2 separate regions of the Homo sapiens genome follow, and region 2 is linked to region 1. A link is a contact called in ENCODE Hi-C or POLR2A ChIA-PET data. All regions are on one chromosome and are shown on one strand. Each heading gives the region's core, a stretch centred on a gene start or an enhancer-like site at or near the end of the contact. The rest is flanking DNA. Distances are from core to core; before and after follow the strand shown.

Region 1 (4,214 bases), core at 1,644-4,143:
AGTGCGCGGCTGGAGGCTGCCTGATCGAGCTGGCACAGGAGCTCCTGGTCATCATGGTGGGCAAGCAGGTCATCAACAACATGCAGGAGGTCCTCATCCCGTGAGTCCCCCACTCCTCCCTGGGTGGCATCCAAGGACCGAGGGACCCCAGAGCACCTGGCAGTAGCAGCCTCCAGCCCGGCCCTAGCTGGGAGAAGAGGTGAAGGGAAGGCACCTTGCCTGGGGAGGGGGAGGGGGAGTGTGCCCGGCCGTCTGCCCCGGGCTCTGGGCTGCCCGCCCTGCAGCTGCCCTGTGGCTGGCTGAGGTCTTCTGGGTTGTAGTTGTGGGAGACGCTACCCCTGGGACCAGCTTTGGCTGGGGAGGGGGTCTGGGCTCCTGGACCCAAGGCTGGGGTGATGGCTCTGTCCGTTCAGAGATGCTGCGGCTGGGCCAGAGTATTCCTTGGCATCCCCAGGCCCCAACGCAGCACAAGAGGGAGGAGGAAAAGGAGGTCCCAGGGTTGATCCTCAGACACACGTCTGCCTCAGATGCCCCTGCCAGGGACACCCTGACCACAAGGCTCCCATAGCCAGAGTCCTTCAAAGAGGCTGCCCAGGGCCTCGCCTCCCGCTCAAGGCCAGACTGACCTGAACGCCCTCCCAGCGCCCCCTGAACACCTGATCTGCCCCCAGAAGGCAGCTCCCAAATCAGCACTGACATTTCTGGGCCACCAGGAATAGCAGTTGGGAGATGGTGGCCATGCCACATCCCGAGAGATGGCCCTGCCTCTTGGAACTATTGGTGCTGTGAAACCACAAGACCATAAGGTGCAGGGTGGAGCTCTGTGCCTGGCAGGAGCAGGGCACGGATGAGTGACAGTGTGATAAGGCAACATGCACACATGCCCCTGTGTAGGACGAACCCAACACGTGGGCCTCCACATCTGCTTTCCCTGGGACACCACAGTCGTCCTCGTCCACTCCCTCCCAACCTTGGCAGAGCTCTTGGCACTGCTTTGCAATTCCGGGAGGAGCCCATTACCCCTAAAGCCTTAAGGAACAATGCGGGGGGCTGGGCGGGTGGACTGCCCTCCCACATCTGACCAACAGACACAGACGCTTTCACTGAGTCCGATCTGCAAAGCTGTTGGCTCTCACTGCGTCCACCCCTCAGCCCCAGACCCCATCCCTCCCTGCTGCCCTTCAATTGCAAAGCAACAGGCTTGTCCCGGCCACATCTCCCCCAAGGACTATAGCAGCCACTGAGACCCATGTTGGATCAAAGGCCATTTTCCTGTATTCCCGTCCCCAGGAAGCTAAAGGGCTGGTGGCAGAAGTTCCGGCTTCGCTCCAAGAAGAGGAAGGCGGGAGCTTCTGCAGGGGCTAGCCAGGGGCCCTGGGAGGACGACTATGAGCTTGTGCCCTGTGAGGGTCTGTTTGACGAGTACCTGGAAATGGGTAGGAGCCCGTTAGCAGCTGCGGCAATGGCTGGCGCCGTGGGCAGGGATGGGTGGCCACTCTGCTCAAGGGCCTCCCAGCCTGACATTCCTGTGTCTGCATCTGCCCTGAAATGTGCTGTGGGGGTGGGGTGGGAACAGAGGGTCGGGCCTGTGGAGAATCCAGAAAGGAATTCTTTTCCCCTGAGAGTGCCCAAGAGGGTTGGCTGAGGACAGAGGGGCACCGGCACGGGGAGGAGGCCCCCGCGGCCGTTGCAGAGCTCCCCTGGGGTCCCTGGACCTAGAAAGCATGGGCCAGAGCAAGGGAAGAATTAGGAGAGCAGGCCCTGGGGGCTGACAGAAGTCCTCCAAGGGTGAAGCCACAGTGGGAGGCAGCGGCCTGGAGAGCCAATGTTCCCAGAAATCTCAATGCCCACGCTATTTGCAGACCTACCACTGTCACCTTACCAGGTGGTGGCCAGTGCCAGGGGCTCACTGCCTGCACGGGTGGTGCACTCTGGAGGGTGGGTCTGTATCACCTGTGCCGTCCCTGCAGTGCAGGGTCTGACTCTGAGCTGACAAAAGGGAGAAGGAATCATCAGGCAGTTTGTTTGTTTGTTTTTGTTTTGTTTTTTGAGACGGAGTCTCCCTCTGTCGCCCAGGCTGGAGTGCAGTGGCGCCATCTCGGCTCACTCCAACCTCCACCTCCCAGGTTCAAGCAATTCTCCTGCCTCAGCCTCCCGAGTAGCTGGGATTACAGGCGCCCACCACCACGCCCGGCTAATTTTGTATTTTTAGTAGAGGCGGAGTTTCACCGTGTTGGCCAGGCTGGTCTCGAACTCCTGACCTCAGGTGATCCACCTGCCTCAGCCTCCCAAAGTGCTGGGGATTACAGGCGTGAGAAACTGTGCCCGGCAGGCAGCTCTTAACCTAGCAAGCGGGCATGTGAGCCGGCAGGCCCCGGAGCTCCCCAGCGTAGCCGCGGCATCTGTGGAAAGGGAGCAGGCCAGTTCCCAGGGCGAGGAGTGGACGCCCTGACCCTCCTCCACTGAACCCTGGACCCCAATGATCTCACTAGTAATTCTCGGCGAAGACCCAGAAGCCCCTTCCAAAGAGCCCTCTCCTAACAGCTCCCCTGTGGGGTGACTGGAGAAGCTGGTTGTAAAATCAGGAGCAGGTTTCTGCCCCAACGCCTGCCCTGAGTTAGTTCCTGAGCTCACCGAGCCGGAGAAGGCCCGTGACCAGCCAGAAGCACGGAGCGCAGGGCAGGACAGCCGGCCTGAGGCCGGTCAGGAGAGGCGGCCCTGGCGCTGCGCGGTCCAGGACGAGGGAGACCAGGAGGTGGGGGCGGAATGAGCCGCGATGGGGTGGCGGCACCACGTGGACTGGCCGGTCCTCCGCGGGGGGCGCGTTCCGAGGGCTGAGGGCGGACGGTGGCGGAGAGCCCGGCCGTGACCCCCTCCCCGCAGTGCTGCAGTTCGGCTTCGTCACCATCTTCGTGGCCGCCTGTCCGCTCGCGCCGCTCTTCGCCCTGCTCAACAACTGGGTGGAGATCCGCTTGGACGCGCGCAAGTTCGTCTGCGAGTACCGGCGCCCGGTGGCCGAGCGCGCCCAGGACATCGGCATCTGGTTCCACATCCTGGCGGGCCTCACGCACCTGGCGGTCATCAGCAACGTGAGGCCCGGGCGGGAGCGCGGGGCGGGGCGGGGGCGCGCAGGGGCGGGGGCGGGGGGGGCAGCGGGGGCGCGCAGGGGCGGGCCGGGGGCAGCGGGGGCGCGCAGGGGCGGGGCTGGGGGCATCGGGGGCTCGTAGGGGCGGGGCGGGGGGGCGGCGGGGGCGGGCAGGGGCGGGGGGCAGCGGGGGCGCGCAGGGGCGGGGCGGGGGGGGCAGCGGGGGCGCGCAGGGGCGGAGCGGGGGCGCGCAGGGGCGGGGCGGGGGGGCAGCGGGGGCGCGCAGGGGCGGAGCGGGGGCGCGCAGGGGCGGAGCGGGGGCCGCCTCGCGCTGACCCCTCCGGCGCCCAGGCCTTCCTCCTGGCCTTCTCGTCCGACTTCCTGCCGCGCGCCTACTACCGGTGGACCCGCGCCCACGACCTGCGCGGCTTCCTCAACTTCACGCTGGCGCGAGCCCCGTCCTCCTTCGCCGCCGCGCACAACCGCACGTGCAGGTGAGCCCCGCGCCAGGTGGAGGGGGCCGCGGGCGCACGAGGACGAGGCGGAGCGGGGCTCGGGTGGGGTGGGGGTGCGGCGGTGGGGAGCCGGGAGGGGCGGGCGCCGCCGGGCAAGGCCGGGGGAGGGGGGGAGCTGGGGGCGCCGTGGGCAGGGGCTGGGGGGAGGTTCCCCGCGGTAAGGGACGGAGCTTTGCGGGGCTGGAGGGCAAATCGTGGATTCTAGGTGAATTGCTAGTTGGTCATAGTGTAGCAGGACGAGTCGCAGACAGAACTCCTCAGACACCGGATTAAAGAAGGAAGAGGTTTTTTTATTCGGCCGGGGGCGTCGGCAGACTCGTGTCTTCAGAGCGGAGCTCGCCGAAAAAGAAATTCTTAGCCCTTTGAAGGGCTTACAACTCTAAGGGTCTACGTGAAAGAGTCATAATAGATCAAGTAAGCGTGAGGAACGTGACTGTGGGCTACATACATCAGCTAACGGTACAAAAAGTTTTACGGTGCTTTCTCATACAGCGTCTGGAATTCACACATAACACCAGTAGTTTTGGTCAGGGGTTAATATTATTGTTATTTTAACCGCCAGGGCCAGGTGGTGGCGCCAAGGTCATCTAGCTATTTATCTTCTGTTTCTTTCC
Region 2 (4,005 bases), core at 1,054-3,553, 470 kb after region 1:
GAGACAATGCGACGACAATTAAAGAGAATGAGAAGGGCAGAGTTAGGGGATCTGTAAGTGCAGAAATCTGTAAGGCAGAGTTAGAAAGAAAGCTGCCAAATAATTTGTATGGTATGACCTCATTTATGTTAAAAAACAAAATTCTAACTATAGTAGTTTCTACATATGTATATAAATGTAAATAAAAACATTGAAAGAACACACATCAACATTAAGTGTTGAATGAAGAGGAAACCTACTACAATGATGTAAAACAAAAAAAGGTGGTAGGAGAGTTCATATAAACTCAGTTACTAATGTATCAATATTGGTTATCAATTTTAACAAATGTAACATAACACAGCACATAAATAATGGGGAAGGGGGGAAGGCAGGGGTAGTATGTAGGGAGCGCTCTACATACTCTACTTTTTGATCAGTTTTTCTATATACCTAAAGCTATCTTTAAAACATTAAGTCTATGAGGCCAGGGGTTTGAGACCAGCCTGGGCGTGATATGGTGAGACCTTGACTCTACATTAAAAAAAAAAAAAAAAATTAGCCGGGCTTGGTAGCATGCCCCTATGGCCCTAAGCTACTCAGGATGCTGAGGTGGGAGGACTGCTTGAGCCTAGGAAGTTGAGGCTGCAGTGAGCCATGATCGGGTGCCACTGCACTCCAGCCTGGGCCACAGAGCAATACCTTGTCTTAAAAATAAAAAAAAAAGGGCCAGGTACGGTGGCTCACACCTGCGTAATCCCAGAACTTTGGGAGGCCGAGGCGAGTGGATCACAAGGTCAAGAGAGACCATCCTGGCCAACATGGTGAAACCCTGTCTCTACTAAAAATACAAAAATTAAATTTAAAAATAAAGTAAATTAAAATTGCAAAAATTAGCTGAGCATGCTGGGGCGCGCCTGTAGTCCCAGCTACTCGGGAGGCTGACGCAGGAGAATCGCTTGAACCTGGGAGGCGGAGGTTGCAGTGAGCCGAGATCACACCTCTGCCTGGCGACAGAGCGGAACTCCGTCTAAAAAAACCCGAAAAACTGAAGTCTATTAGTTATGGGGTGTGGGGAGCAGGAGGACGAAACAGCATTCATTAGCGCCCTTTGGGAACTAGGGCGCTTCACCACCTCTGCCCACAGGACTGCTAAACAGAAGAACATCAGGCCCAGCACTACTGTCACTGTCATTCAGAATCGAGTGCTGCGTTCACTGAATCTCAGGAGGAAGGAAAGTGGCAAGGGCAGAGGGAGCAGTGTGCAATGGTTTTTACACTTGTTCCCAGCGATTTGCAGAAAAAAGCAGGTGCACCGAGTGATCCTCCACGTCACTTTTCTTTTGCAAGTAGGAACTCAGAAGTTTGCCGATTTCAGTTGATCTTTCTAGAAAAAAAGAGAAACACACAAAATGCAAGTGAGATCAGGCTTTCCCTCTATATTACAATATAGTTTGGACTGAATTTCTCCCGGACTCAAGTCTCACGTTGAATTTTACTTTACTAAATCTCTAGACAGGCTTGGATCTTCTGCGGAAGCCAAAGGAATTTCTCTGAGCAATAACAGCAATCTGCAAACAAGCTGGGATGAAAAATGCTTTAGGAAAAAAGAACTCGGGTAGAAAGTAGAGACTTCAAAGAAAGCATTTATAAAATTTGTGGACTGGGTGGCCAAAGATTAAGGTCAATGCTTCACTTGAAAACTTTTAAATATATGCTATAAAACCCCTGAAAGCGCGAACAGCCATCAAACAAAACACAACACCAGAAAAACCCACAAAAACGAGACATGGATTACAAAAGAGCTGGAGGAGACTTTTGGGGGAGACACCACGGTTTCGCGCGGGTTTACACGTCAGTCATCACCATACCCCGCACTTAAAGACACGCAGCGTGGACCGGGCGCGGTGGCGCGCGCCTATGTTCCCGGCTACCCGGGAGGCTGAGGCGGGAGGATCGCTTGAGCCCGGGAGGTCCAGGCTGCCGTGGGCCGAGATGGCGCCACTGCACTCCAGCCTGGGCGACACAGGGAAAGCCCGTCTTTCAAAATAAAAACCGCACAGTTCACAGCACGCCAGCCGCAGACAACGAAGCGGAGCAAAGAGCCCCTGGGAAGGCAGAGGCACCGAAGGCCGCGGCGCACCCCCCGCCGCGCGCACCCACCCGGGAACCGGAGCAGTTCGGCGCGGTGGCCCGCGGCGCACAGCGCTTCCACCAGCTTGCGGCTCTGCGTGCTCTTCCCGGCGCGGTCCACGCCCTCCAGCACTATGAGAGCCCCGCGCCGGGCCGCCATGACTGTCCACCGCCCGCCGCTGGCGTCTCCACGCAGCCTTCCGGAGCTCCCATTGGCCGGCGTCAACAGCGCGCGCCGTGATTAGCTAGTATTTCCCGGCCTCGGCCAAATTCGAAGGGATTGGCCGGGGCCGGGGCGAGGACGACGCGCGGTGGGACCGACACCCGCGCCTGCGCCCTGGGCCGCGCCGCCACTGGAGCCGTGTCCTGGGCTTCCGGGGCGGAAACTGGGGCCCCGTGTCCCGTGCGGGCCTCCGTCCTCGGGCGAGCAGGGCCCTTCGCTCCGGGAGGGGAGGTGACGCGGCGCGGGCTGGACGGCCGGAGACGCGGGGTCAGGGCGCGGACGAGGGGAGCGCAGGGTCGGAGGGGCTCCCGGACGCTGCCCGCCCAGCGTCGGCTCTCGTTGGCCCCTGGCTGCGCGCAGCGGGCCCGACTCTCAGGGCCCTGCGGTGCCCGCTGCCAGCGTGAGGGCTCCGGTCACGCGGCGCGCGAGACGAACGAGCGAGATGCTTCCCGAAGCGCGGGGCCCAGTGCAGGGGCTCAGCCGGGGCTCCTCCCAAAGCTCACCTGGAGCCCAGCACGACTGCGTTCTGGAAACGCTGTGTTTGACAGCAGGGGCAGGATGGGGGGCTGTGTAGACGCTGGCCACGTGGCAATTGTAGGAGAACCATGGGATCGATAAATGTTCACTGTTGTCCCTGAAGCGCAAAACTGCAGGGCTCTGGAAAGTCCGTGTGTGTGTTTTTGTTGTTTTTGTTTGTTTGAGACAGAGTCTCGCTCTGTCACCCAGGCTGGAGTGCGGTGGCGCGATCTCTGCTCACTGCAACCTCCGCCTCCCGGGTTCAAGCGATTCTCCTGCCTCAGCCTCCCGAGTAGCTGGGACTGCAGGCGGCCGCCACGACGCCCGGCTAATTTTTTGTATTTTTAGTAGAGACGGGGTTTCACCGTGTTAGCCAGGATGGTCTTGATCTGACCTCGTGATCTGCCCGCCTCGGCCTCCCAGAGTGCTGGGATTACAGGCGTGAGCCACCGCGCCTGGCCGAAAAGTCCGTTTTAAAAGATGATGTATACAAATTATAGCACGGAGAGGGAACGGGCAAGTTGTTTCCTCTTTCCATGCCTCCAACTCCTCTGAAATGTGGGTCATGATGATAATAGGAAAAACTGTCTCTGCCATAGAGAGGTGGAAAAAGTCCCGCGAAGTGTCCCCGGTATCTAGAAAGCGCTCAGTAGTGTTTGCTGTTATCTTAGGGATATCAGGCTGCCTGGACATTTCTCAGGTGAGACTTTTTGTTATTTTAGATATCTAAAATACTACTATCTATATGTGCCATATTGTCAGTTGTCAGCTAGACATCACTTTCTCTGCTTAGCAGAAGAAATGGTAGGAACTGCATTTCCCAGAATCATCTGTGTAGCCCTGGATTACAGTCTACCAGACGAGGCACTCTTACCTTTCGAGGCGATTATTCTTGGGAGGCACCCTCAGCCAGAAATATAGATGAAATTCAAAGCTGTTCTGTTTTCAGAACCACCTGCCTCTGATGTAGACCAAGAAATTGCTGGTAGCTTTCTAAGTGTTGAGTTTGCATTGGTTTTTTCCCCATGAGCTCTTGAGACCACCACCCACTTCAGTGCTTTGGGCTGAGGTCATTGGCAACAATTTCCCGGACTTTACTCCCAGCATTTGTGTAAGCTCGCGATTATATTATCATTGCATACCTAGAGTAGCTT

What was found. Hi-C counts contacts between places; a loop is a spot of excess contacts on that map. ChIA-PET counts read pairs that join two places held with the same protein, here RNA polymerase II (POLR2A). Pooled maps may share reads with other maps.
Region 2: a pooled map shows a loop between it and region 1 (13-fold over the local background). The contact joins the promoter of DTYMK here to the enhancer-like site in region 1. A Hi-C loop is called at or near these places in 7 of 50 pooled maps. POLR2A ChIA-PET finds 5 or more read pairs at or near these places in 3 of 52 experiments (HepG2, PC-9 and activated naive CD4-positive, alpha-beta T cell).

What each region holds. Positions count from the first base shown.
Region 1 is chr2:241,214,803-241,219,016 of GRCh38, forward strand. It overlaps ANO7 (anoctamin 7), which reads left to right. Exons shown (of 25, transcript NM_001370694.2): 18 at 3-100; 19 at 1,291-1,436; 20 at 2,884-3,089; 21 at 3,437-3,579. Among named protein-coding and RNA genes, the nearest start is that of ANO7, 28 kb to the left of the region's middle. RefSeq lists enhancers at 1,496-2,027, 4,135-4,214 and a silencer at 2,662-2,791. Within about 2 kb of position 2,894, at least 31 of the 41 ENCODE cell types and tissues checked have a DNase peak (open chromatin) inside an H3K27ac peak, as active enhancers do.
Region 2 is chr2:241,684,512-241,688,516 of GRCh38, forward strand. It overlaps DTYMK (deoxythymidylate kinase), which reads right to left and starts at 2,304. Exons shown (of 5, transcript NM_012145.4): 1 at 2,143-2,304; 2 at 1,258-1,366. The coding sequence starts at 2,272. It also overlaps a transcript of ING5 not described here. RefSeq lists silencers at 1,894-2,203, 2,251-2,513, 2,264-2,793.